6 separate regions of the Homo sapiens genome follow, and regions 1, 2, 3, 4 and 5 are each linked to region 6. The links are chromatin contacts, found by Hi-C or POLR2A ChIA-PET in ENCODE. All regions are on one chromosome and are shown on one strand. The core of a region is the stretch at or near the end of the contact, and the rest is flanking DNA. Distances in the headings are between cores, read along the strand shown. Region 1 holds the start of WDR19 (WD repeat domain 19). Region 2 overlaps RBM47 (RNA binding motif protein 47). Region 3 holds the start of KLB (klotho beta). Region 4 has its middle 26 kb from the start of RBM47. Region 5 overlaps APBB2 (amyloid beta precursor protein binding family B member 2). Region 6 holds the start of N4BP2 (NEDD4 binding protein 2).

Region 1 (4,302 bases), core at 1,181-3,680, 870 kb before region 6:
CAGACAGGATATACTGGATAAAAGGAATACTTGTAAGTAGTCTTTTAGTGGTATGTGGTAAGGTACAGGATAGGGCAAGTGTTCTATAGTCCTATGATTAGGCCTCAGCCTTTAGTGAGCCGGTGTGGATGGTAAAAGTCACCAGTACTTCCTTTTTTTTTTGAGACGAAGTCTAGCTCCGTCACCAGGCTGGAGTGCAGTGGCACAATCTCGGCTCATTGCAACCTCTGCCTCCCAGGTTCAAGCGAGTCTCATGCCTCGGCCTCCCGAGTAGCTGGGATTACAGGCATGTGCCACCACGCCAGGCTAATTTTTTTTTTTTTTTTTTTTTTTTGAGCAGAGTCTTGCCTTGCTCTGTCGCCAGGCTGGAGTGCAGTGGCACGATCTAGGCTCACTGCAACCTCCCCCTCCCGGGTTCAAGCGATTCCCCTGCCTCAGCCTCCCGAGCAGCTGGGACTACAGGTGCCCACCACCATGCACAGCTAATTTTTTGTATTTTAGTAAAGACGGGGTTTCACCATGTTGGCCAGGCTGGTCCTGAACTCCTGACCTCAAGTGAGCCCCCCACCTCGAACTCCCCAAGTGCTGAGATTACAGGCGTGAGCCACTGAGCCTGGCCACCAATACTTCTTTTTGCTGTTTTTTTTGACGGAGTCTCGCTCTATCGCCCAGGCTGGAGTGCAGTGGCGCGATCTCCGCTCACTGCAAGCTCCGCCTCCCGGGTTCACGCCGTTCTCCGGCCTCAGCCTCCCGCGTAGCTGGGACTACAGGCGCCCGCCAATACTTCTTAATCTCCCACACTTAAGTGGAACAGGATGGTTTATGGAGGCTGAAGTTGAGTATTTCCCTTCTCCCAGGTAGTTTAGGCTCTGATAAAACCCCAGCAGACTAGGCTTTGGTAAAAATACTTTCTCCTGAGGGCAGGTCTTGTTAAGAACTGATTGCTCTGGCTATTTTTAAATGGTTACCCTTTCAGCAGAGGAATCTTTCAGTAAAAATTTAAGTAATTAACCTAACTGTCAGAGGCGTTTGAACCAGAGCGATTCCATTTTGAGTGAGGGCTAGGAAAATGAGGCTGAGACTTGCTGGGCTGAATTCTCAGAATTTGGGCATTCCTCGCCTCTAGATGTTTACGATTAAGGGAATAAATTAATAATGTTTACTAAAACAGACCCAGATATCGGGATATCTGGAGAACAAAGGCATTCCTAATTTTGCTTTAAAGATAATAATATCAATTCCTGCAAAATAATTAAGAAAATTAATCTTTGATCACAAACCCTTGTAGCAGAGCACATCTCCCCATATATACAAGCATTGTACCTAGGGTGGATGCGTCCCTTCTCTTGCTTTCAGGAATGTCCTACTCTGTCTATGGAGTAGCTGTCCTTTCACCACTTTACGTGTTTTAATAAACTTGCTTTTCTCAGCACTGAGAACTCGCCCTGAATTCTTTCTTGCGCGCGATCCAAGAACCCTCTCTTGGGGTCTGGATCCGGACCCCTGTCGTAACGTAACTGAAAACCCCAGTGCAAAGGCATAGCACCCTACTTAAGAATTTGCAAACATTCATTATTAGTTATTTCAAATCATTGATTAACTTTCTCTAAGCCAATCAGATTCCTACCTGATGTCGAAAAGAAAAGCAAAAGGTAGACTGTTTCAACACTTTCAGACGCTTGGGTAAAAGATGCACTTTCATGCTATAAATAATGCAGCACAAATACTGTACAACAGGGCTTTATACTTGGGGAAAAGCTGCCAGATCCAAACTCTAAAGGAAAACTATTGGAGCTCATTTTTCCTGCCCACGTTAGCTAGCACATTTTGTTGACATTGAAAAAAAAAAAAGATTTTGGTGAAACTGAAAAAAAAAAAGCACCAACAACCCTACCTTGAAATAAACTATTGTACCTCTTATGCCTCCTCCCTTCTACCCCAGAAACCTGGAAGAAAAAAAGATATACCCGAGCTCGTCCAACCCCTCTTTGCGTGGACTGTATAGGAGTATTTAGCCCATCCTGCCTCCTTTAATCTAACATTCTGCGTCTTCTTTCCTTCAGCTTCTCGGCGCCCCCTTTGGCCAGCACTGACATCTTAGTCATCGCGGTCCAAAATTTACGCACGCGCCTTTGAGGGCTCACAGAGCCCGTCTCTCCCGGACGAATCTCATCCAATCAGAGCCAGCCAGGAAGCCGAGGCTCAGCAAGGCCTCGCGACGCCCAACTTCCCAGGGTTAGCGTCTCTGATGTCATGTGATTCCACCCTCCGCCTCTCACCCACCCTCGCAGAGGGCGGTGCGCTTGGCCCGGCCCCTCGAGGCACCGCCTTTCAATTAGCACTCGCTGATTGGTCGCTGCTCGCGCGGTCTCCTGGGTGACGGGAACGCGGTAGCCTGCTTGGTGGAGACCGGGTGCGCCTGCGTACTTCATAGTTCGCGTAGCGGCTCGAGCGTGGAGATGAAGGTAAATAACTTACAAATTCCCGGGGTGGGGCGGGAAAACGCGACTACTGGCCCTTGGTCGCTTTTAAAAGAGGATATCTGTCCCTCTCCCTTCTGAGTTCGTTGGAAATGAGGAAGAGAGAGAGAGAGAGAGGTGGCCAGAGAGAGCGGGGGCGAAGCTGAAGGGACGAGAGAAAGGAAAGAAAATAGGAGGAGAGGAGAGGGCGGAGAGAGAGGCCTCTCGTTTTGGGGACTGCAGACGCCGTAGAAGCGGTGCAGAAAGTGGGAACCCCTCCCTGGCCGAAATGAGCGGACTGGATCTAAAGATACCCCAGCTTCGCACGCGGAAAGAACTGGTCGAGTTAACGCGTTTGGAGGGTCGCTGTGAAGTTGACTGGGTCCGATGTCACGAGCTACCTCATTTCTTGGGGCTAAGCCTCTGGCAAGCCGCGCAGCTGCCCAGCGCCTTAAAAAGAATGAAAAGCCTCCTAAAGAATAACTTCAAAATGTATTACCTGTGACCAGTCCAATCACCTGCTAGCGAGTGTACATTATTGACGGGAAATCTGCACCCGAAAACTCAGGTCTCACGCTCATGTGCCTCATCCTCTGCACGCACGGTTTCTAGGCTTGGGCTTCTTGTTCACCCCACTTTCTGATTTATCAGAGCAGTCCCCCCTTGCTCTGCTCTGGCAAAGAAATGGAAGGCTTTTTTTTTTTTTTTTTTTTACTGAGTCTCGCTCTGTTACCCAGGCTGGAGTGCAGTGGCGCAATCTCTGCTCCCTGCAACCTCCACCTCCTGGGTTCAAGCGATTCTCCTGCCTCAGCCCCCCGAGTAGCTGGGACTACAGGCGCGTGCCACCACACCCAGCTAATTTTTTGTATTTTTAGTAGAGATGGGGTTTCACCGTGTTAGCCAGGATGCTGTCACTCTCCTGACCTCATGATCCCCCGACCTCGGGCTCCCAAAGTGCTGAGATTACAGGCGTGAGCCACCGCGCCCGGCTGGAAGGCTCAATTTTAAAATTATTTTAGATGTCCTCATGCTTCTTCGTGGCTATTAGTGTGGAAATTGGAATTGACGGACCAGTAATCATAACTCCCATTTTTATTTCTAAAGCTCTTTACAATTTATGAAATATTAGAAGTGAAGAGTTATTATTCATGATTTACAGTTGAGAATTTTTTGCTGGAGGCAATTTAAACGACTTACTTAAAGCCCTACAGCTAATAAGCTACAAACAAAATTTAAGTCTTGGTTTTTTGGTTGTGAAACTAGCAGTTTTTCCTCTGCACGGTATGTGGAGCATCTATAGAGCTCCACTGAAAAAAAATAATATGAAATCACAGCTAGAGGCAAGTCAGCCATTGAAGGTAATGAAATTCAAGTTTAAGGACTTCTCACTTGCATGAAGGAGTTCCAGGGTGAAATGGTCACAAAATTGCAAAAGTAAGATGCTTTTAAATATTCTTTCTTCATGAGTTTCTTTATGCTCTATAAAACTTTTATGTCCCATGATCATAGCCCACCTCTACTTTCAATAGAGGGGAATTTCTTCTTTAGCATGTAAAATGCTCATTGGGACAGGGTGCGGTGGCTCACGCCTGTAATCCCAGCACTTTGGGACGCCGAGGCAGGTGGATCACTTGAGGTCAGGAGTTCGACACCAGCCTGGCCAACATGGTGAAACCCTGTCTCTACCAAAAATATTTTTAAAATTAGCCGGGCGTGGTAGCGTGTGCCTGTAATCCCAGCTATTCGGGAGGCTGAGGCAGGAGAATCGCTTGAACCCAGGAGGCGGAGGTTGCAGTGAGCCAAGATCGCCCCACTGCACTCCAGAGCCTGGGCGACAGAGCAA
Region 2 (4,343 bases), core at 862-3,361, 520 kb after region 6:
GGTGCTACTGGCTTCTAATAAGCACAGGCATACTGCTAAACATCCTATAATGCACAGGAAAACCCCTTAAAACAATCCAAAATATCAACTGTGCCAAGATTGAGAAACCCTACATTGAAGAATACTGGCCCTACAGAAACACTGAACAGACACTGTAATTCACAAAGGGAATGTTATTAATACAGCTACCTATAAAGAAATACCAAGGAAGCTGGGCGTGGTGGCTCACACCTATAATCCCAGCTTTTTGGCTGATTCAGGCGGATCACCTGAGGTCAGGAGTTCGAGACCAGCCTGATCAACATGGAGAAACCCGGTCTCTACTTAAAAATACAAAATTAGCCAGGAGTGGTGGCGGGCCCCTTTAATCCCAGCTACTCAGGAGGCTGAGGCAGGAAAGTCGCTTGAACCTGGGAGGCAGCGGTTGCGGTGAGTCGAGATCGTGCCACTGCACTCCAGCCTGGGCAACAAGAGCGAAACTCCATCTCAAAAAAAAAAAAAAAACTACCAAGGAATAGCTACCTATAAAGAAGTCTCCCCAAGTTAACTGAATACTTAAAATTTGAATACTTAATGGTTTTGTCCTTAATCCCCGTTGGACCACTTTGATAAGGGCTACTGTGTGTCTGAGTGACCAACCCATGCCAGTTTGCCCAGGACTGTCCTGGTTTTAGCACTGAAAGGACAAATGAAGCCATTCTGTCCGCCAAGAGTACAGTGATATTTGGTCATCTGGAATTTTCTCTCTTTTGAAGAGAAACCTCAGATTCCTTCATGGTTTCCTCTGTGCTTGTTCTCACACATTACCAAGCTCCTGAGGCCTGGCTCCAGCAGGGAGAGAAAGGGTCTGATCTCAGAGGTGCTCTCTGATCCAGAGGAAGCCCAGAAGAAATGGGGGCCTGCCAGTGCTGGTGGCCAGGAGGGCATTGTTAATAGCTCATCTGGTTCTGTCGCCACCCAAGGCAGGGTTCTCCTTTGGATCGGACACTGGGGAAGTGTTCCTTCCCTGCAGGCTCACATAGCTTGCTAAGAGGCATCTTTCCTCACCTCCTCCTGGGGCAGTGCCCCAGGCAATGGAATGCATTCCTTGAGAAAGGATCCCTTACATGCTTTCCCTTATCTTTCCCAGATTATGCCCTTTCTTCAGCCTATTTCTTTTTTTCTTTCTCTTTTCTGTTTTTTTTTTTTTTTTGGGGGGGGGCGGAGACAGGGTCTCCCCCTGTCACCCACAATCATATTTATGCCTGATCAATTTTTTAAAAAAATTTTTTTGTAGAGATGGGGTCTTGCTATGTCGCCCAGGCTGGTCTTGAACTCCTAGCCTGAGCAACATAGCAACAGCCACCATGCCTGGCCTCCAAGCCTATTTCTTACAAAGGTGAAACTTTCTAACTACTACCTAGCCCCTGTGATCAACTTACATAACATATATGAAAGCATTTTGGAAACTGTAAAATATCAGACAAACGTAACATACTAACATCACAATGAGAAATCATTTGTCATTTTTCTTTTTTAAAAGAGACAGGGTCTCACTCTATCGCCCAGGCTGGAGTGCAGTGGCATGATCATGGATGGCTCACTGCAGCCTCAAACTTCTGGCCTCAAGTGATCCTCTTGCCTGAGCCCCTCAGGGTGCTGGGATTACAGGTGCAAGCTCAGCTCATTTCTATTTTTGAAGTTAGCAACTGAGGGTTGTTTCACTTTCTAGATACTTTAAATTCCCGTGTGGCAGGCACTGTTGTAAACACTTTGCATGTGTTATCTCATATAATATTCACAGAAATCCTGATGATGATGATGATGATACCCATTTTATAGATGAAGAAACTGAGATAGGATGACATTAAATAACTTTCCCAGGGTCACAGAGCTGGTGGAGCTGAGTGATTAGATTCAGACAGGCTGGCTCCAAAGTCCATGCTGAATGCTACCTGTGACTCAAGCCAGGAGAAAAAAAGGAGTTGCTCAAATAAAGCGTCCCTGGCAGTAACGAATCATTAACTTTCAGCCCACTCCAAGGAATGGGTGGCCTGAGGGTCACGTGCTAAAGAGGAAACCCTGAGTGAGTCAATCATGAACACATGACTGTTCTTAGTTCCTTATAGGTTTGCTTCCTCAAATAGCCTTCCTGGAGTGCTGAGCCAAGAGATGGATTGGGACCAGTTTCAGTTCTGGGAAAGGGGCTGAACCCCATCTAGCCAATGCCTGCACCCACGCTTCAGCTCTGTGCATGCTGGTGGCCGAATCTAACACAGGCCACAGGGACTTCCTCAAACTGGGAAATGCCTGCTCATGTTGTCAAGAGTCCTCAGCAACAGCTTGTTTGCCGACTAAACAAGGCTGCCACCTCACACAGGCAGCCTCAGAAAGATCAGGGAGTTAATAGTTACATGAAGACAGCTCAGAGAACAGCTCAAGTGACAGTCCAGACAAATGCAGATCGTATAATGGGTACCTGGTTAGATTCTGTTTAAAAAAAAAAAAAAGGATGTTCCTCTCTGCTATTTATTCCCTGTTCCAATTTTTTTAAAAATCCTGTTTTCCCTTTCCTGATCCTCCCTTATGGTATCTCATACTTAAAAAAAAAAAAAGTCTGGGATAAGCTGATAGTCACAAAGAAACAGGAATGCAACAAACCAGAAACCCAAAGCCCCAAATCTCTGCCTTATCACAGACCGTTTAAAACTCTGGAGTTTTTTCCTACTTCAGCACATATCTCAAGATTAGATAAATGTGGTACCATTGTGTTACTCCCTGGTGAAGAAACCAACAAACTGTCCAATAAAAATTACAGGAAGCTAGGAGCGGTGGTGCGTGCGTGTAGTCCCAGCTACTCAGGGGGCTGAGATGGGAAGATGGCTTGAGCCTAGGAGGTCAAGGCCAGCCTAGACAACACAGCAAGACCTCTTCTCTTAAAAAAAGAAAAAAAGAATTATAGGAGGTCACTGTTTTGGACTAAACTTCTGCAACTAGGGCCCAATAGACCAGACTGAAAATCAAAATGGAGTCACCCAGGCTAAAGTTCCACATCACAAAACAGAAACTAAGTTGTTGTCTGACCTTCTCAGTAATCAGGACGAAGAAATAACACCAAATTTCTTAAATGGGCCAGTTTCAAATCTTTAATTGGCATAATGAAACTCCCTGCTTTAATCCTTAAAGTAATCTGATGTTATTTTTCTGTTGTTCTGTCTCCTGTTGTCCCATTCCTTACAAAAAAAGTATCTTTGAAACAATTAATATACTTTAAGTTCTTTCCTTCTACTTTATAAAGCCAAGCTCTTCTGCTCGGCTGACTGGAACCCTTTTCCTATAATATGGAAGGAAGTGTTGCCCGATTCTAGAAACTCAAATAAAAGCAATTGAGAACTTTAAACTAAATTTGTTGCAATTTTGTCTTTTGACACATAGGATTTTCCTCCTGACACTTATAGACAATTGTAGAATAAATGGCCTCCCTCTGCCTCCATTTTCTACTTCCATTCATTTTCAGTGTTCTTAGCTTTTTCTTTCTACATGCCCACCACTTAGATTTCATTGTTCTTCCATCTGAAAGCTTTGCTTATGGCCTTTTCTATCATTTTCTCTTCTACCTTAACTTCTAGAGTTATTATGTTACCTAGGACAAGAGATATGACTTCTCACTGCCTCAGTTCCTCATCTGTAAATGGTGCTGTGTAGCAGGGCCTGCTGTAAGGGCTAAGGGGTAACGCACACAAAGTGCTTGGCACAATGCTACACACAGTAGGTGCTCAAAATGTGATAGCAAGCTGGGCACGATGGCTCACGCCTGTAATTCCAGCACTTTGGGAGGCCAGGGAGGGCAGATCACTTGAGGTCAGGAGTTCAAGACCAGCCTGGGCAATATGGTGAAACCCCATCTCCACTAAAATAACAAAAAATTAGCCAGACATGGTGGCGTGCACTTGTACTCCCAGCTACTCAGGAGGCTGAGGCAGAAGAATCACTTGAACCTGGGAGGCGGAGGCTACAGTGAGCCAAGATCATGCCACTGCACTCCAGCCTGGGCAACAGAGCGAGACTCTATCTTAAATTAAAAAAAAAAAAAATGCAGCCAGGCACGGTGGCTCACGCTTGTAATCCCAGCACTTTGGGAGGCCAAGACTGGCGGATCACGAGGTCAGGAGACTGAGACCATCCTGGCTAACACACTGAAACCCCATCTCTACTAAAAATACAAAAAATTAGCTGGGCATGGTGGCACGCGCCTGTAGTCCCAGCTACTCAGGAGGCTGAGGCAGGAGAACCACTTGAACCCGGGAGGTGGAGGTTGTAGTGAGTCGAGATCATGCCACTATACTCCAGCCTGGGTGACAGAG
Region 3 (4,270 bases), core at 394-2,893, 650 kb before region 6:
GGCCTTCTAAAGTGCTGGGACTACAGGCATGCACAACCACACCCGGTTAGTTTTTAATTTTTTTTGTAGAGATGGGGCCTTATTATGTTCCCCAGGCTGTAAAACATTAAATTTTTTACAGGTTATTTGGAGGCTATCGATTTGGTACAATATTTCTTTCTGTATGTGCATGTATTTCTTTCTGTATGTTTATCTTTATTCCAGAATCATGCTGAAGGTAGTCTATGCCTTTGCTATTTTCTTTTTCAGGTTTTTCTTTCCTTTTTAAAAATAAATATTGCCTATTCTTCAAGGGAACTTTCATAATAATTTTCTCTTTTTTTTTTTTTTTTTATTTTGAGACCGAGTCTTGCTCTGTTGCCCAGGCTGGAGTGCGGTGGTGCGATCTCAGCTCACTACAACCTCCACGTCCCAGGTTCAAGAGATTCTCCTGCCTCAGCCTCCCAGGTAGCTGGGATTACAGGTGCCCACCACCGTGCCCAGCTAATTGTATTTTTAATAGAGACGGGGTTTCAACATGTTGGCTAGGCTGGTCTCAAACTCCTGACCCCAAGTGATCTGCCTGCCTTGGCCTCCCAAAGTGGTGGGATTATAGCCATGAATCACTGTGCCTGGCCTTTCGTAATAATTTTCTTGAACTAAAATTTGGGATTAGGCCAGGCATGGTGGCTCACACCTATAATCCCAAGCACTTTAGGAGGCCGAGGCAGAAGGGCTGTTTGAGCCCAGGAGTTCAGGACCAGCCTGGGGGACATAGCTAGACCCCACCTCTACCAAAAAATCAAAAATCAGCTGGGCATGGTGGCATGTGCCTGTTGTCCCAGCTACTTGGAGGCTGAGGAGGGAGGATTGCTTAAGCCTGGGAAGTTGAGGCTGCGGTGAGCTGTGATGACACCACTGCACTCCAGCCTAGGCTACAAAGCAAGACTCTTATTAAAAATTAATTAATTAATTAAAAAATTAGAGATTAGAGAATTTTAGTTAAGTTAAATAAATAAAATAAAAAATAAAATTAGAGATTAGAGGATTTTAGTTAAGTTAAATGTATTAAATTGAAAAGTATTTCATTTTTCCATCCACAAAGTGCTATATTTTCTCATTCAAGTCTTCTCTCAAATCTACCAATACATTTTTGCAATTTTCCTAAAATAGGTAACATTTATTAAGATTGTTCTTAGATGCGTTATAATTTTGTGGAGAAGTGTAATTTCTTATTGTGTTTTCTAATTCTTTACTATTGGTATGTAGGAATGCTATATACTTGTATATGTTATTTTTCTTGATATATGAGATTATAAAATTACCACACAAAAACTCTAAAAATAGAAAAGCTATATACCTTATTCAATAATGTTCAAAACATTCAGAAAAGATTTGGGTCAATATGAAAGGCTACACGGAAAATAATGTGATTTTAATCCAGTGTTTACATATGTGTTAGTTACACATTCAAACTCTTGTCACCGATGCATTTTCATCTAATTTTTTCCATAATGAGAGAGAAGGAGACGCGTTGGTGACTGCAATAGGGCCACCTCCCTCAAATTACGTTGCTCTCTATGACCCATCCTCAGTCTCCCAGTTCAAGCTAATCATTGACAGAGCTTTACAATCACAAGCTTTTACTGAAGCTTTGATAAGACAGTCCAGCAGTTGGTGGCAAATGAAGCCAGGCTGTGCGGCAGGATCTCCAGGGAATGAATGGATTTTCTTCAGCACTGATGAAATAACCACACGCTATAGGAATACAATGTCCAACGGGGGATTGCAAAGATCTGTCATCCTGTCAGCACTTATTCTGCTACGAGCTGTTACTGGATTCTCTGGAGATGGAAGAGCTATATGGTCTAAAAATCCTAATTTTACTCCGGTAAATGAAAGTCAGCTGTTTCTCTATGACACTTTCCCTAAAAACTTTTTCTGGGGTATTGGGACTGGAGCATTGCAAGTGGAAGGGAGTTGGAAGAAGGATGGAAAAGGACCTTCTATATGGGATCATTTCATCCACACACACCTTAAAAATGTCAGCAGCACGAATGGTTCCAGTGACAGTTATATTTTTCTGGAAAAAGACTTATCAGCCCTGGATTTTATAGGAGTTTCTTTTTATCAATTTTCAATTTCCTGGCCAAGGCTTTTCCCCGATGGAATAGTAACAGTTGCCAACGCAAAAGGTCTGCAGTACTACAGTACTCTTCTGGACGCTCTAGTGCTTAGAAACATTGAACCTATAGTTACTTTATACCACTGGGATTTGCCTTTGGCACTACAAGAAAAATATGGGGGGTGGAAAAATGATACCATAATAGATATCTTCAATGACTATGCCACATACTGTTTCCAGATGTTTGGGGACCGTGTCAAATATTGGATTACAATTCACAACCCATATCTAGTGGCTTGGCATGGGTATGGGACAGGTATGCATGCCCCTGGAGAGAAGGGAAATTTAGCAGCTGTCTACACTGTGGGACACAACTTGATCAAGGTACTGTACAGCTAGCTTCTTCTTATAGCTTCAGAAAACACTAAGAATTTAAGAATTTACCTTCTGCCTCAGTAATTCTCTTCACTGAAATCAAGGCAACTGATTTTAAGCTAATTCAAAAGATCTATCCTCAAATTTTGCATTTAAGTTAGTGTATGTTTTATTTATCTAAGGTATTTTTAATGTATTAATCCAATTAGTTTTTTCAAAAGTTGCACTTTGAGGCTATTTTTAAATCTACCATTATACACTACAGTGTGAATATATGAGCTTACTTTCATTCTGTGGGAAAACAGTGCTTCATAAATTTAATTGTTGGAACCCTTTTCTGACAACATGCAATCATTTCAGAATTATCTTAAGGCACAACCATTTCAAATATGTATTTGTTGTTAAGTATAGCTAACTTAGCTAATAAGTAAATAAAGTAAGTAAATAAGTAAGCCAAATAAATGTTAGCTAACTCATGCATATTAAATACAGAAATTTAAATATACTTCACTTTTGATTTTATTTGTGTTACATAGCAAAAAAGAGAAGATTAATTGTTATGGGAGCTAAACACATTTCTTCCCATAAGAACTGGGAAGAATGTGCTCTACTAAAGCAATTTTCAAGCAATATATTTCAAAAGCTAGAGATAATGTTGAGAAATGTTAAAATTAGTAAAACAATAGTGAAAATACAAGCAAAATAATAGGTAATAATTACTGAGTACTTATTATGTACCACAGACTACATTAAGTATTTTACATGCATCGTTACAGTTGATCCTCTTAACAGCCTTTTGAACTAGTTTTATTATTCTTCCCATTTAAAAGATGAGGAAACTGAAGCTTAATGAGATTAAATAATTTTCCCAAGGTTAAGGAGTAAAATACAGCTGTTGTGGACATGGATTTTTTAAATGACAACATAATTAACACTAACTGTCTTCATTAAGAATGCTTTGAAAAGAAGACTCAGGAATTTGCAAGAGATTTAGCCTCACATTGAGGCTAATATCTAGAATCGAATTTAACTTTTTGAGTCAAATAGTTTACTTAGGAAAAATAAATTATTCTGCACACCTGTTACATTTTAAAAATGAAAAAACTTTATCAATATAATTTTATAATGTGCTACAAAAAGTAATTTAATTATTAATAATCAAAAGCTAAATATACAGAAGTAGAAAAAAAATACAGCAACATAAAATAATTCCATGTCTAAATTTGTACATACAAAAATATCTGCTATCACTTCTTTTCTTTTTGAACTTTTCTGGATTATTACACATGTGCATTGTACTATGGTTTCAGATACATCTGCCCTTGAGGTAAACAGATTGCATTATGATTTCAAGGTCATTTGCATATCTTTGACTAGAGTTGTATATAGAACATATTAATGTGTGGGTATACTGTGATTTGACAAAATAAGACCTTAAAGGGTAGAAATTGTATAGGTATTTAACAGTTATCAAGATTATGCATACAAAAGTTAGAAAAATATTCCTCTCATTTAGTCCTTTTAATTTTCTTTTTTTTTTTTTTTGAGACAAAGTCTCACTCTGTCACCCAGGCTGGAGTGCAATGGCGCAGTCTTGGCTCACTGCAATCTCCACCTCCCAGGTTCAAGCAATTCTCCTGCCTCAGCCTCTTGAGTAACTGGTACTACAGGCACATGCCACCAGCCCAGTTAATTTTTGTGTTTTTAGTAGAGAGGGGTTTCACTATGTTGGCCAGGCTGGTCTCCAACTCCTGACCTCATGATCCACCTGCCTCAGCCTCCCAAAGTGCT
Region 4 (4,214 bases), core at 1,511-4,010, 600 kb after region 6:
ATGTGTCTCAAGTGTCACAGTTGTGTAACCCACTGATATTTAAAATGATCCTTGAAGGTGGGGCATAGTGGGTCACGCCTGTAATCCCAGCACTTTGGGAGGCCGAGGCAGGCAGATCACCTGAGGTCAGGAGTTCGAGACCAGCCTGGCCAACATAGTGAAACCCTGTCTCTACTAAAAATACAAAAATTAGCTGGGCCTGGTGGCCTGTGCCTGTAGTTCCAGCTACTCGGGAGGCTGAGGCAGGAGAACCGTTTGAACCCAGGAGTTGGAGGTTGCAGTGAGCTGAGATGGCGTCACTGCACTCCACCCTGGGCAACGGAGCAAGATTCTGTCTCAAAAAATAAAAACTAAAATAAAATCACCCTTGAATCCATCACATGGGATTAAGGAGATAATATACATTCGTTTAAGTAAAAGGATAGAGGAGGGATAGCACTCATGGAAGAGCAAAGGGAAGAAGAAAAAAACCTGGGCTGGAATATTGCACGTGCGGGTTCTAGTTCTGACTCCTCTAGTTTTCCCTTTACTCGTTTGAACTTATTGCGGTAACTTTACCCCCTTTACTCTCCTCTGTTTCATGAAGAAGCTGTGCTAGATAACACCAAAAAGAACTCCCAGCTCCAGAAATCTAAGGGAGTCTTCAGAGGCTGCCAAAGAGATAGGCAATTGATTGTAATTTCAAGCTGTTTGGCTAAAAGATGATGAGTCAGAAATCAATCCAAGAACTATTTGTATTGCTACGCATTTCAAACTCTCTAATTTGAGTTCTAGTAAATGAAAGAGAAAGAAGAAGAAGAAAGATTATGAAGTAAACAGAAATAAGGGAAACAGCATGTAAAATTTTTAAAAAACAAGTATCTTTTTAATAAGTTAGATAACAAAACTAGGTACTTTTACTTTTTTTTTTTTGAGATGGAGTCTTGCTCTGTTGCCCAGGCTGGAGTGCAGTGGCGCGATCTCGGCTCACTGCAAGCTCTGCCTCCCCTGGAGATTTTACTTCACGCCATTCTCCTGCCTCAGCTTCCCGAGTAGCTGGGACTACTACAGGCACCTGCCATGACGCCCTGCTAATTTTTTCGTATTTTTAGTAGAGACAGAGTTTCACCATGTTAGCCAGGATGGTCTCGATCTCCTGACCTCGTGATCCACCTGCCTCAGCCTCCCAAAGTGCTGGGATTACAGGCGTGAGCCACTGCGCCTGGCTGAAAACTAGGTACTTGTATTGCACTAAAAGAGTTATTTTGGGTGGCAAGGGCACCCAAAAGAACAGTGGAGGCTGGACACGGTAGCTCACCCTTGTAATCCTAGCACTTTGGGAGGCTGAGGCAGGCGGATCACTTGAGGTCAGGAGTTCAAGACCAGCCTGACCAACAGGAAGAAGCCCCATCTCTACTAAAAATATAAAATTAGCCAGACATGGTGGCACATGTCTGTAATCCCAGCTACTCGGGAGGCTGAGGCAGGAGAATTGCTTGAACCCGGGAGGCAGAGGTTGCAGTGAGCCAAGATCACGCCATTGCACTCCAACCTGGACAACAAGAGCAAAACTCCATCTCAAAAAAAAAAAAAAAAAAAAAAAAAACAGTGGAAAGGCTTGGGTAGAATTTTTTTTTTTTTTTTTTGAGACAAGGTCTCCCCGTCTGTCTGTCGCCCAGGCTGGAGTGCAGTGGTGCGATCTCAGCTCACTGCAACCTCTGCTCCCTGGGTTCAAGGGATTCTCCTATCTTACCCTCCCAAGTAACTGGGACCATAGGTGCGTGCCACCACACCCAGCTAATTTTTTGTATTTTTGGTAGAGACAGGGTTTTGCCATATCATCCAGGCTGGTCTTGAGCTCCAGACCTCTATCTGCCCGCCTCAGCCTCCAATGTGCTGGGATTACAGGCCTGAGCCACTGCATGATAACCATTATTGTTGCATTAATAATGAATATTGTATAGAACACTTGTATATTGTCATTCGCAGAGTATCTTTTTAAATTTGCTTTATTTGGGCCTGGCCGGTAATTTTTTTTATAGATAAAGATGGGTTCTCACTGTTGCCCAGGCTGGCCTCTAACTCCTGGCCTCAAGAGATCCTCACACTTTGGCATCACAAAGTGCAGGGATTACAGACATGAGTCAGTGTGCTCGGCCCAAAAAAGGCAAATATAAAAGGATACTCTGCAAATGACAATATGCAAGTGTTCTATACGATATTCATTATTAATGCAACAATAATGGTTATCATGCAGTAATAACAACTGTAATGGAAAAAGTTTTAAATGCTCATCATCAAAGTGAATATCTAAACAGGAACTATAAATCATTGTATCGAATGTCTAATCAAACAGGGTTTGGAGGATGATCCCTGGCTAACCAGACATTGGGAGCTTCCGGCATCAGTTTTCATCATTGAATGTCTAAGTTTCTGGGCTCAGAAAAAAGTTTGCATCATCAAAAATGTGGATATGTGAGAAACAGTGCAGAGAAGGTATAGAACATTGTGAAACCTCTTTCTCTGAACAGTTTTAACATCGAAAGTGCCATCTGGCCACAAGGATCAGAAAATAACCAGATTACTAGCTGCCAGATTTTACTTCTGCAAAAAAATAAATCAAAAGACTCAGTAATCTATCAGTGCAGGAATTCTGGGTTGTGATCAGAATAAAATAGGTGGCAAAATGTTCCTATGAGTATCAAGGCCAGCAAAGAATCTCTTTGGCCTTTTAGAACTGGATCACGTTAACTTGAAACTGAGTCTCCGTGCAAAGGGATGGGGCATAGCTCCTTCAAAAGAGGATGTGGGTAATCAGACCACTCAAACAGGTGGCACAGTCAGTGTGGGAGTCTTGGTCCCACTGAGGTATCAATACTCATCTGGGGAGCCCTCCTCCTGCCCTGCTAATTACGTTAATCTCTTAAATTCCCTTAAAAAGTCATGGCACTTTTCAGGCTGGGCATGGTGGCTCACGCCTGTAATGCCAGCATTTTGGGAGGCCGAGGCTGGTGGGTCGCTTGAGCTCAGGAGTTCAGTCAAGAATGGCTCCGGCAACATGGTGAAACCCCATCTCTACGAAAACATTGAAAATTAGCCGGGCATGATAGCGTGTGCCTATTTTCCCAGCTACTCCGGAGGCTCAGGTGGGAGAATCATCTGAGCACAGGAAGTTCGAGGCTTCAGTGAGCTGTGATTGTGCCACTGCACTCCAGCCTGGGTGACAGAGCGAGACCCTGTCTTAAAAAAAAAAAAAAAAAAAAGTCCTAGCACTTTTCAAACATGTTAGGGACTTTAGAACTTATCTGGCCAAATGCTTCCATTTCACAGGTGAGGAAAACAAAGTCTCAGAGAACTACTCTGAAGGCCAGAGAACTCATCAGTGGCTCAAGCAAAACATGAATCTCCCGCTTTCCATAACAGTTTTCTCTTCACAGTGCTGCTGCCTTCCCCATCCTTCCACCTTTAGTGCTCCCACAATCTTTTTTTTTTTTTAGGCAGAGTCTCACTCTGTCACCCAGACTGGAGTACACTAGTGCAATCTCGGCTTACTGCAGCCTCCACCTCCCAGGGTTCAAGCAATTCTCCTGTTTCAGCCTCCCGAGTAACTGGGATTACAGGCGCCTGCCACCATGTCTGGCTAATTTTTGTATTTTTAGTAGAGACGGGGTTTCACAATGTTGGTCAGGCTGGTAATTTTTGTATTTTTAGTAGAGATGGGGTTTCACCATGTTGGCCAGGGTGATAATTTTTGCGTTTTTAGTAGAGATGGGGTTTCGCCATGTTGGCCAGGCTGGTAATTTTTGTATTTTTAGTAGAGACTGGGTTTCACCATGTTGGCCAGGCTGGTCTTGAACTCCAGGCCTCGAGTAATCCACCCACCTTGGCCTCCCAAAGTGTTGGGATTAGAGGCATGAGCCACCGTGCTCAGGCTTCCCACAATAATTTTTACTTTGACACATACAGACTTCAATATCACATTCGTATGCACCAAGCTATATGGGAGAATATCTGTAAAGATTCATGAGTTGTTATGTATAGAGTGCTTAAATTGTGGACATAGAAAATAATATTTCTATCCAGATGCAGTGGCTCACGCCTGTAATCCCAGCACTTTGGGAGGCTGAGGCGGGCAGATCACCAGAGGTCAGGAGTTCGAGACCAACCTGGCCAACATGGTGAAACCCCATCTCTATTAAAAATATAAAAAATTGGCCAGGCATGGTAGCGGGCAC
Region 5 (4,503 bases), core at 1,191-3,690, 850 kb after region 6:
AGCCTGGGTGACAGAGTGAAACCTGTCTCAAAAAAAAAAAAAAAAAAAAAAAAGAAAAGAAAAGAAAAGAAAAAAGAAAACAAAAATTCCCACCAGTACTTAGTTAAGGGGATTTCAGAGTCCCAATGAGGAGGGAGGAAACTTCCATTTCCAGCGCTCTGATGTAACCACAGGTGCTTTATTATTAGTTACCTAACTTAATTTAGTTCAATTTTCACAACCCAGTGAACCCAGTGAAAGAGGGACTCTGCATCTTTTTTAAGTGTCCATACAAAACATTGGAAACATTTTGACCATGAAAGGACTTGAACCCTCAATCTTCTGACCCAAAGTGAGATGTCTTTTCCCTTAGGCCACATGGTCTCCTCTCTCCCATTTTTGAGATAAGCAAACAGACTCCTGGCAAATTTAAGGTTTCCTAAAACAGAGGTGGCAGAAAGGAGTGTCCCACACATGCACTTATTGAGAGTGTGTGTATATACATGTACATATGCATGTATATATGTGCACACGGGTATATATGCATGTATATGTAAATATGCATATATACACACATATATGCATGTCTATATGTGTATATGTAGATGGATCTAGGTACAGATAGACATACATGCAAAGGACTCAGCTAGAGACTTCCTTTTACATATCTTGTTCAATCAACTTAATCCACATATCAACACATGAGGCAGATATTATTATTGCCATTTCACAGATGAGGAAACTGAGGTACAGGGTAGTTGTTAAGACTGAATCGTGTCCCCTCCCCAATTCCTATGCTTAAGTCCTAACCCCCAATGTGACTGTATTTGGAGAAAGGGTCTTTAATGCAGTAATTAAGTTAAATGAGCTCTAACAATGGGGCTCTACTCCAATAGGACTGATATGCTTTATTTAATTTAATTTAATATATTACATATATATATATATATATATATATATATATATTTTTTTTTTTTTTTTTTTTTAGACAGAGTCTCACTCTGTCACCCAGGCTGGAGTGCAGTGGCTCACTACAACCTCCGCCTCCTGAGTTCAAGCAATGATCCTGTCTCAGCCTCCCAAGTAGCTGGGATTACAGGTGTGTGCTACCAAGCCTGGCTGATTTTTGTATTTTTAGTAGAGATGGGGTTTCGCCCTGTTGGTTAGGCTGGTCTTGAATTCCTGACCTCAGGTGATCTGCCCACCTTGGCCTCCCAAAATGATGGGATTACAGGTGTGAGCCACTGTGCCTGACCCTTTTTTTTTTTTTTTTTTTTTGAGACAGGGTCTTGCTCTGTTTTCCAGGCTAGGGTGAAATGGCGCGATCTTAGCTCACTGCAGCCTTCACCTTTTGGGCTCAGCCTCCCCTGAGTAGACGGGACTACAAGTGTGCACCACCATGCCTGCTAATTAAAAAAAGGTGGGTTTTTTTTTTGTAGAAATGGAGTTTCACCATGTTGCCCAGGCTGGTCTGGAACTCCTGGGCTCAAGCCATTTGCTCACCTTGGCCTCCCAAAGTGCTGGGATTACAGGCGTGAGCCACTGTGCCCAGGTGTGTGTCTGTGTGGTGTGTGTGTGTGTATGTGTGTATGTGTATGTGGTGTGTGTGTGTGGCATATGTGTATGGTGTGGGTGTGTGTGGTGTGTGTGTGGCATATGTGTGTGTGTATGTGTCTGTGTGTGTGTGTGGTATCCTTATAAGAGGAGGAAGAGACAGCAGGGAGGCGCCCACACAGAGAATAGGCCATGTAAGGACAGAACAAAAAGGCGGCCAGCACAAACCCGGGAGAGCGGCCCCAGGGGAAGCCAAACCTGCTTTCACAGTGACCTTGGGCTCCCAGCCTCCATAACTGTGAGAAAAGAACGTTTCTGTAGTTGAAGCCACCTCGTCTGTGGTATTTTGTTATGGCAGCCCCAGCCAACAAACACACGGTGGTGTATACACTTCAGGTAACCATGAGCATATGGCAGAGCTGGCAGTGAAGCCTGAGTTTGTGTCCTGACACATTCCTGTCACCGCGCCTTGCTGCCTCCTAGGTGCGGCAACAATGCTGGCTTTCCTGACGGAGAGAGGGAGGCCGGCATCCCCAGGCCACACCTATAATGCCTCTCACCCCATACACGTGTGCACAACACGCCTCCTCCCCTCCTCACAATCTTGGGTGCACCCAGTAGCTACACCCGGCTGGCACCGGAGCCCAGGGAGGCCAGCCCCACTCTAAAGAGGCCCCGAAGAATTCAAGGCCTCCTAGGAGTACCCTGAGGAGAAGAAAATAATCCCTCAATGGGGAGTGAGTACTTCAAAGCCCACCAGCTCTACGTTTATAGCTTTGGGCTGGTCCCGAGGCTTCTCAGAAGTACCTCAGAGCCGACAATGGGGGAGCCCGCCACTGCAGGAACCAAAAGCCCTGAGGTAGTGTGGGTGCCCTTGTGCAAACTGTCCACTAGGGGGCACCATCACCCAACACCTGCTAACAGATCACTGGAGGCAAGGAGGCCTATGGAGGCAAAGGAAATGCCCAGGGAACCGACTAACTGCCTGCTAGCTGCGTCCTCCTCCCTCCAGGCCACAGCACTGCTCTCCACACTGTTTTCCAGAGGTGTAGCACTCTTAGGTCCAGGGGCAACCTGCAGAGGAGCCCAGTGTGGGGCTGAGGCCTCTGGGCCTCCCCTGTCACAGTGGCCCTGCTCTTGCCCTTACACAGAAGGGCTTCTGCTACTAAAGAAAGGCCGGTGCACCATGCAATCACCATTATTTGCAATGCCTGCCCCACAGCGACTCTCATTAACCTGCTGAGCAGGTTCAATCATCAGCACGTTATGAACAAGTCATACAAATCTAAAAATATCAACCAGAAATGCCAACTTATTAATTTACGGAGAGAAACGCCAAGTGTCAGTCGACTGCATGTTCAGGTTGGCTAATGAAAGGGTTTGCTCTCTGCAGGAAACCCACTCCAGTTTTCAATCCCCAGGCCACTGCAGGCTGACAAACAACGATGCAGGCAGAGGAACCTGACAATCAGCATCCTAACAGCCAGGATTCTTGACGATTCTTCACTCATGCCAGAGACACGCCTCCGGGTTGTGATTTAGTACAGAAACAGTTAATTGCATTAGTCATTTCCTGCCCAGGAACCAGGCTGGCATTATGAGTCCTATTTTTATCAATGGAAAATTTGAGCAGAGGTGGGTTCAACCGAGAGACGTAGCACAATGTTTCCAGAATGTCATGGAACAAATTAAGTGTATGTTTACTTAAAGATGAACTTGCAGGCATATCTCATTAGACATATGTAATCTGATAATCACTTATAATCATCATGATACTAGCAGTGACTATTTATCGAGGGCTCACTCTGTGCTGAGTGTTTTATATACAAGTCTGGTCTTGGCAGGGAAAGCATGAAGGTGGGCGCTGACATTTACACATCACTTGCCACAAGCTGCATGCTTTACAACATGTAGCACAACATGTTTTCACAACAACACTACAAAGTAGGTGCTGTATTTCTTATTTTCTAAATGAGAAACTGAGGTTCAGGGAACTTAGTTGAATTGTCTAATGTCACAATGTAAATAAACAGCAGAGCTAGATTTGATCTGAGGTTCACCGCAACCTCTGTCTCCCAGTTTCAAGTGATGGTCTCCTGCCGCATCCTCCCTAGTAGCGGGGATTACAGGCACCCACCACCATGCCTGGCTAATTTTTTTTTTTTTTTTTTGTAATTTTAGTAGAGACAGGGTTTTACCATGTTGGCCAGGCTGGCCTCGAACTCCTGACTTCAGGTGATCCGCCGCCTCGGCCTCCTAAAGTGCACTAGTCTTTTTTTTAATTTTTAGAGAGGGGTCTTGCTTTGTTGCCCAGGTTGGAGTGCAGTGGTAAGATCATGGCTCATTGCAGCCTCAATCTTCTGGGCTCAAGTGATCCTCCAACCTCAGCCTCCCGAGTAGCTGGGACTACAGGCTACGCACTACCATACCCGGCTAATTTTTTCTTTTTTTGTAGAGACGGGGTCTCACTGTGCTACCCAGGCTGGTCTTCAACTCCTGGGCTCAACAGATCCACCTGCTCCAGTCTCCCAAAGTGCTAGGATTACAGGCATGAGCCACTGGGCCCAGCTCCCAGCCCTAGTCTTGATTCCCCATTCTCTGCTCTACATTAGCTGTTCTATTAGCAGAAATGCTCAATCTAAAGGGGGATCCTTGAGATCAGGCCTGTTCTGTGGACCTCTGTATACCCACCACCCAAAAGTGGCCCCGGATGTGCCACATGCTCAAGAAATACTTGTCAGATGAAGACACTCGAGCTTGAGACAGACTGAAATATCATGGCAAGGCTAGGCCAGACCTGACTGGCAGTCCTGGACTACCACTCCCTATTTGTGCCTTCAGCACATTCATCGTCCTTAGTTTCCTCATCTGCATCACCGGAGGGATAATCTTGCCTTTGCAGGCACTGCTGTGGATTCAAGGGGCTGTGAACCCTGGCAACCAGCCCAGCACAGCCTATGGGAAGCAGTT
Region 6 (4,154 bases), core at 1-2,500:
CACTTTGTCATGAGGTTATTTCGCTTCTCTATTCTGGGAAAAACCACTGCAAGTGGAATGAAAAGTAACCGCAAAGGGAGGGGACGGAGGAAGTAAAAAACAGGCAAAACCACCACCACTACCATCACCACCACCACCACCAACCAGAAAGCAAAGGTGAAAAATTTGCGTACCCTGAAAACACTAAACATTTCACATCAGAACCCAGAACAAATAAACCAGGGAAAGCAGAGTTGAGAGAAAAAAAATGGTGCAGGCTTGGGGACGGACTCATACTACAGCGGTCGCAAGAGGGAAGAGCACGTCTTTGCTTTTTCTTGGCATCCGAAAACTCAAGCTCGAACTGGGGGCAAAGGCCAGCGGCTGCGGTTCCACCGGCTAAGGCGCACACATTCCCCGAGCTCAGACCGCACGCTGGCAGGGCCGATGGGGCTGGGCAGCCTCCCTCCACCCCGTGGCAGTCGCCTACCCCTTTGTCTCCCCGTGGGGCTCCGAGGCCGCGCGCCCGGAAGCCCCCCGCGGGAGGGCCGCGCGCGAGAAGGCGGGTTCCCGTGCCCGCCGCAGCGGCCACGGCCCTAGTCAGGCAATGCCGAGGCCGGTCGCTCGCCTCGCCGTCCCTCCCAACTTGCAGCCTGGACCCCGCGCGCGTCAGGGCTCGTCCCAGCTCTGCTTTCCTTTCTCCCCTCACCTCGCGAGGCCGACCTTGTGTTTGTTTTGTTTTTTGGGGCTCGGGAGAGTGCCGAGGGCTAGAAACAGCTGTGGTTTACCGCGCCGCTTATTTTGGCAAAAATTCCGGGCCTGTTGCAATGTTCCCCAGCGCCAAACAGCTCCCGCCTTCCCCCCAAGCAGAACCCGACACTCGAAGAAGGGCTTGCTCCTCCAGGGACCCCCTGATAAGAAAAGTGGGGACCACGGCCCGCTCTCGGGCGAGACTTGGGGGGTGGGCGACCGGAAGCAGCCGAACCGGCCGGGCAGGGCTTGCTCTCCAACGGGAGAGCGGGAGCGGGAGAGGTGGGAGCGCCCGCGGGCTCAAGTCCCCCGGGCCGCCGCGCCGAGGCGGAGCTCGGGGACGAAGCAGAGGTCGTGGCGGACAGCCGGCGGGCTTGGGGGGGGGCGGTGGGCGGCGATCCACCTGGGCGACGTGGCAGCCATTGCCGGCGCCTCGAGACCCCTCCCCACCCGGCCGCCCACCCGCCCTCTCGCGGCGGGCTTCTGCGCGGCTGCTCTTCCCCGGCCGGACGGAGAGCGGCAGTGTCTCCCCGCCGGGCGCGCTCGCCGTGTCTCCCCCGCGGCCGCAGCTGCTTGCTAGCCTTGCGCGGCGCGGGAGAGCGCAGTGGCGCCGGCGGGAAAGGGCTGCGGACCTGCGGCGCCGCGTTGTGCGTTCGACGACGCGGCACCGGCTTCGACGCCCTCTGCCCGCTCCAGAAGCAGGTAAAGGCGGCGGGTGGGAGGCAGGGAGGCGGGTCCAAGGTGAGGGCCCTGGAGGTTAGGGGTCCCGGGGCTCCGAGCCGAAGCGGAGGGCCTGAAGCAGCGGCGGGCGGCGCGGCGAATGAACCCCCAAGCCCTGAATGTGGGGCCCGGCGCGGGCCGCCTCCGATCTGACCCGCGGGCCCGGCTGCCCGGACGGAAGGGAAGTGAGGCGTCGGCGAGAGGCGGGCCCTGGCGCTCAGCCCGAGGCCGGGCGAAGGCGGGGGCCGCGGCCGCTTCCTTGGCCTCCGAGTGCCTGGCGGGCCTCCAGGCCCCAGACACACCCCTCTCGACCCCCCGAGGTTTCCTCCCAGATCTGTTCCCGCCGGGACCTGACCTTGCGCCCCTCCAGGCGCCTTAGGTGTTTGCCAGGCGGAGCCTTCTGGGAACTTCAGGCCACCTTCCTGAGCACATAGTCCTAGCAGAGCCGTTTATTTACTCAGTTCAAGTCCAGACACACAGCCACTCACACGTTCGGATTTTGGAGACTGCGGGGAGACTTTCCCCTCCCCGGCATTTGTGTGTCTTTGGCCCTCGTCCCGCCTCCCCTGCCCCCATCTGCAACTTTGTCCCTCAATGGGACCCTTCTAGAGCCCCTCTCTCATCGGGACTCTCTCTAAGCCGTCCGTTTGGAAATTCATCCTCAATAGAGTGAGTCATCTTAGCGGGGGCACAGTTTATCTCTCATGCGCTTTTGGTTAAAATAGTTTTTTTTTTCCCTCCGAAAGAGAGCTAGAGTAATAGAATGTAGATGACAGGTCAGTGTCAGTGTTGGCTTCAAAGGCTCTTCCTTTCGGCGGCAGTCTTTGTAACTAGGATCTGATATTTGTGGCACGGACAGGTTTGTACACATTCTCGCCATGCAGTGGTTGTAATGTCTCCATGGCACAGTTCTGGCTTGAAGGCAGGATTGGCTGCTTTTTCTACTCGACATCTTTGAGCCAATCAGCAAGGGCTGCTTGCCTGGAGACTGGTTAACTCAGTAAAGGTGGCCATTGGTTGAGCTCCTAGAAGAAAATCCTGGAGATGAACCTAGCCTCTCAGAAAACAATGACTGATTTGCAGCTGTATTAAAAAAATGTTTTCTTTTAATCCCAACATCAGCCTTTTCACTCCGTTTTTATTACTTCCAGTGTTTTTCTTTCAAACACCAGCTGTCTTTTGTAACTCGTTTTAACTCTCATCCTTTAATTTTAACTAAAAGACGCGCTTTAGGAAATGTAAACATCGTGTGTTCTGTGTTTTGATAAACGTGGTTCCATCTGCCTTTCTAACATTGTTTACTGCTAAAGGTCAGAAATAAACAGTTTTGAGTTTCGCTGCCAGGACCTTTTATTATTTAAGTGCCGTGCTAGGATGGGGGGTAGGAGCGAGGGGCTGTAGTGGTGGACATGGTGGGAAGAATAGGAAATAAATGGCTGCTCTTTTGCAAGGAGGCTACAATTTAGTTAATGAAAAAAGACTAACCTGTAAAACAATAAAGAATAAAGCAGTTGAAATCAGCACGCAGTACGTACGAATGCCAGTTTGTGTACTTGTTGACTTTAGTTAATTTGAAGGGGAGATAGAAGTACTGTATTTCATAGAAAAAGTGGGCTTAAGTTATGGTAGAGGCATGTTTTTTCCTTCATTAAAGTATATTAAAGTAGGCATAGTATCTTGTATGTACACAGTAGAAGCTAAATATTATCACTAGTTGCATGTTTTTTTTTTAGTATTTATTTTAAATCTAAATACTGTTACATAGTTGCATCTTATTTATTTATTTTTTTGAGACAAGGTCTGGCCGTATCGCCAAGGCTGGAGTGCAGTGGCACTATCTCAGCTCACTGCAACGTCTGCCTCCTGGGCTCAAGCCATCCTCCCACCTCGTCCCCTAGAGTAGCTGGGACTAGAGGCGAAAGCCACTACGCCCGGCTAATTTTTGTATTTTTTGTAGAGAGGAGGTTTCGCCATGTTGCCCAGGCTGGTCTCAAACCCCTGAGCTCAAGCAATCCAACTGCCTCCGCCTCCCAAAGTGCTGGGATTACAGGAGTGACCACCACGCCCGCCCGGCCGTTTTAAAACGCTGATTATTTTCCTTTTAAAATCTCCCTTTTCATCATGATTAGCCATGATTATGCATGTTTTTTGATATGCAAAGCAGCAACCATTTATTAGTTAATGAATTTCAGAAAAATAGCTATCTACCTTCTTTGCTTTCCTTTCAGCTTTTTATATGCAAAATCATATTGTAAGTCTTGGGAAGAATCAGTTGTCTATTAAATGCCTTTAGAAGTAGTTTATGTTAGGAATTTAAGAAGAGATTGAGCATTTTTTATGTATGTATGTATGTATGTATTTTGAGACAGAGCCTCACTCTGTCGCCCAGGCTGGAGTGCAGTGGCGCTATCTTGTCTCAGCCTCTGGAGTAGCTGGGATTACAGGTGCTCAACACCACACCTGGCTAACTTCTGTATTTTTAGTAGGGATGGGTTTTTGTCATGTTGGTGAGGCTGGTCTGTAACTCCTGGCCTCAAGTGATCCGCCCGCTTTGGCCTCCCAAAGTGCTAGGATTACAGACATGAGCCACCCCGCCTGGCCTTAGATTGAACACTTTTTTGATACCTACCTTGCCTGATAATGAGTAAGCATACATCAAGCCATGTATCATTATCAACCTCATTGCCCTCGTCCTCATAGTAATG

The links. Hi-C counts contacts between places; a loop is a spot of excess contacts on that map. ChIA-PET counts read pairs that join two places held with the same protein, here RNA polymerase II (POLR2A). Pooled maps may share reads with other maps.
Region 1: a map of gastrocnemius medialis shows a loop between it and region 6 (11-fold over the local background). The contact joins the promoter of WDR19 here to the promoter of N4BP2 in region 6. A Hi-C loop is called at or near these places in 4 of 168 maps with a recorded cell type or tissue (ascending aorta, gastrocnemius medialis and naive thymus-derived CD4-positive, alpha-beta T cell) and 18 of 50 pooled maps. POLR2A ChIA-PET finds 5 or more read pairs at or near these places in 3 of 52 experiments (B cell, PC-9 and activated B cell).
Region 2: a map of PC-9 shows a loop between it and region 6 (4-fold over the local background). The contact joins the enhancer-like site here to the promoter of N4BP2 in region 6. A Hi-C loop is called at or near these places in 1 of 168 maps with a recorded cell type or tissue (PC-9), 10 of 37 single-sample maps with no recorded cell type and 5 of 50 pooled maps. POLR2A ChIA-PET finds 5 or more read pairs at or near these places in 4 of 52 experiments (A549, Caco-2, GM12878 and 1 more).
Region 3: POLR2A ChIA-PET joins it to region 6 with 11 read pairs in BJ. The contact joins the promoter of KLB here to the promoter of N4BP2 in region 6. POLR2A ChIA-PET finds 5 or more read pairs at or near these places in 2 of 52 experiments (BJ and naive thymus-derived CD8-positive, alpha-beta T cell).
Region 4: a loop to region 6 is called in a pooled map, with 17 times the contacts of the local background. The contact joins the enhancer-like site here to the promoter of N4BP2 in region 6. A Hi-C loop is called at or near these places in 5 of 50 pooled maps. POLR2A ChIA-PET finds 5 or more read pairs at or near these places in 3 of 52 experiments (A549, HEK293T and WTC11).
Region 5: a map of chondrocyte shows a loop between it and region 6 (5-fold over the local background). The contact joins the enhancer-like site here to the promoter of N4BP2 in region 6. A Hi-C loop is called at or near these places in 8 of 168 maps with a recorded cell type or tissue (B cell, CD4-positive, alpha-beta T cell, CD4-positive, alpha-beta memory T cell and 4 more) and 13 of 50 pooled maps. POLR2A ChIA-PET finds 5 or more read pairs at or near these places in 2 of 52 experiments (activated B cell and activated CD4-positive, alpha-beta T cell).

Annotation. Positions count from the first base shown.
Region 1 is chr4:39,180,099-39,184,400 of GRCh38, forward strand. It overlaps WDR19 (WD repeat domain 19), which reads left to right and starts at 2,431. Exons shown (of 37, transcript NM_025132.4): 1 at 2,431-2,465. The coding sequence starts at 2,460. RefSeq lists enhancers at 2,100-2,279, 2,131-2,425, 2,550-2,699, 3,400-3,469.
Region 2 is chr4:40,575,065-40,579,407 of GRCh38, forward strand. All of the region lies in intron 1 of RBM47 (RNA binding motif protein 47), which reads right to left. Among named protein-coding and RNA genes, the nearest start is that of RBM47, 53 kb to the right of the region's middle. RefSeq lists enhancers at 2,075-2,244, 2,265-2,464. Within about 2 kb of position 2,112, at least 33 of the 41 ENCODE cell types and tissues checked have a DNase peak (open chromatin) inside an H3K27ac peak, as active enhancers do; they include GM12878 and PC-9, where a contact is called at or near this core.
Region 3 is chr4:39,405,287-39,409,556 of GRCh38, forward strand. It overlaps KLB (klotho beta), which reads left to right and starts at 1,644. Exons shown (of 5, transcript NM_175737.4): 1 at 1,644-2,488. The coding sequence starts at 1,664.
Region 4 is chr4:40,653,796-40,658,009 of GRCh38, forward strand. No RefSeq gene overlaps it. Among named protein-coding and RNA genes, the nearest start is that of RBM47, 26 kb to the left of the region's middle. Within about 2 kb of position 2,761, at least 3 of the 41 ENCODE cell types and tissues checked have a DNase peak (open chromatin) inside an H3K27ac peak, as active enhancers do.
Region 5 is chr4:40,906,436-40,910,938 of GRCh38, forward strand. The region is part of intron 10 of APBB2 (amyloid beta precursor protein binding family B member 2); the gene reads right to left. Among named protein-coding and RNA genes, the nearest start is that of NSUN7, 160 kb to the left of the region's middle. Within about 2 kb of position 2,441, at least 13 of the 41 ENCODE cell types and tissues checked have a DNase peak (open chromatin) inside an H3K27ac peak, as active enhancers do.
Region 6 is chr4:40,055,600-40,059,753 of GRCh38, forward strand. It overlaps N4BP2 (NEDD4 binding protein 2), which reads left to right and starts at 1,251. Exons shown (of 18, transcript NM_018177.6): 1 at 1,251-1,431. It also overlaps the pseudogene LOC344967. RefSeq lists silencers at 463-672, 1,013-1,472, 1,523-1,872 and enhancers at 2,063-2,112, 2,213-2,312.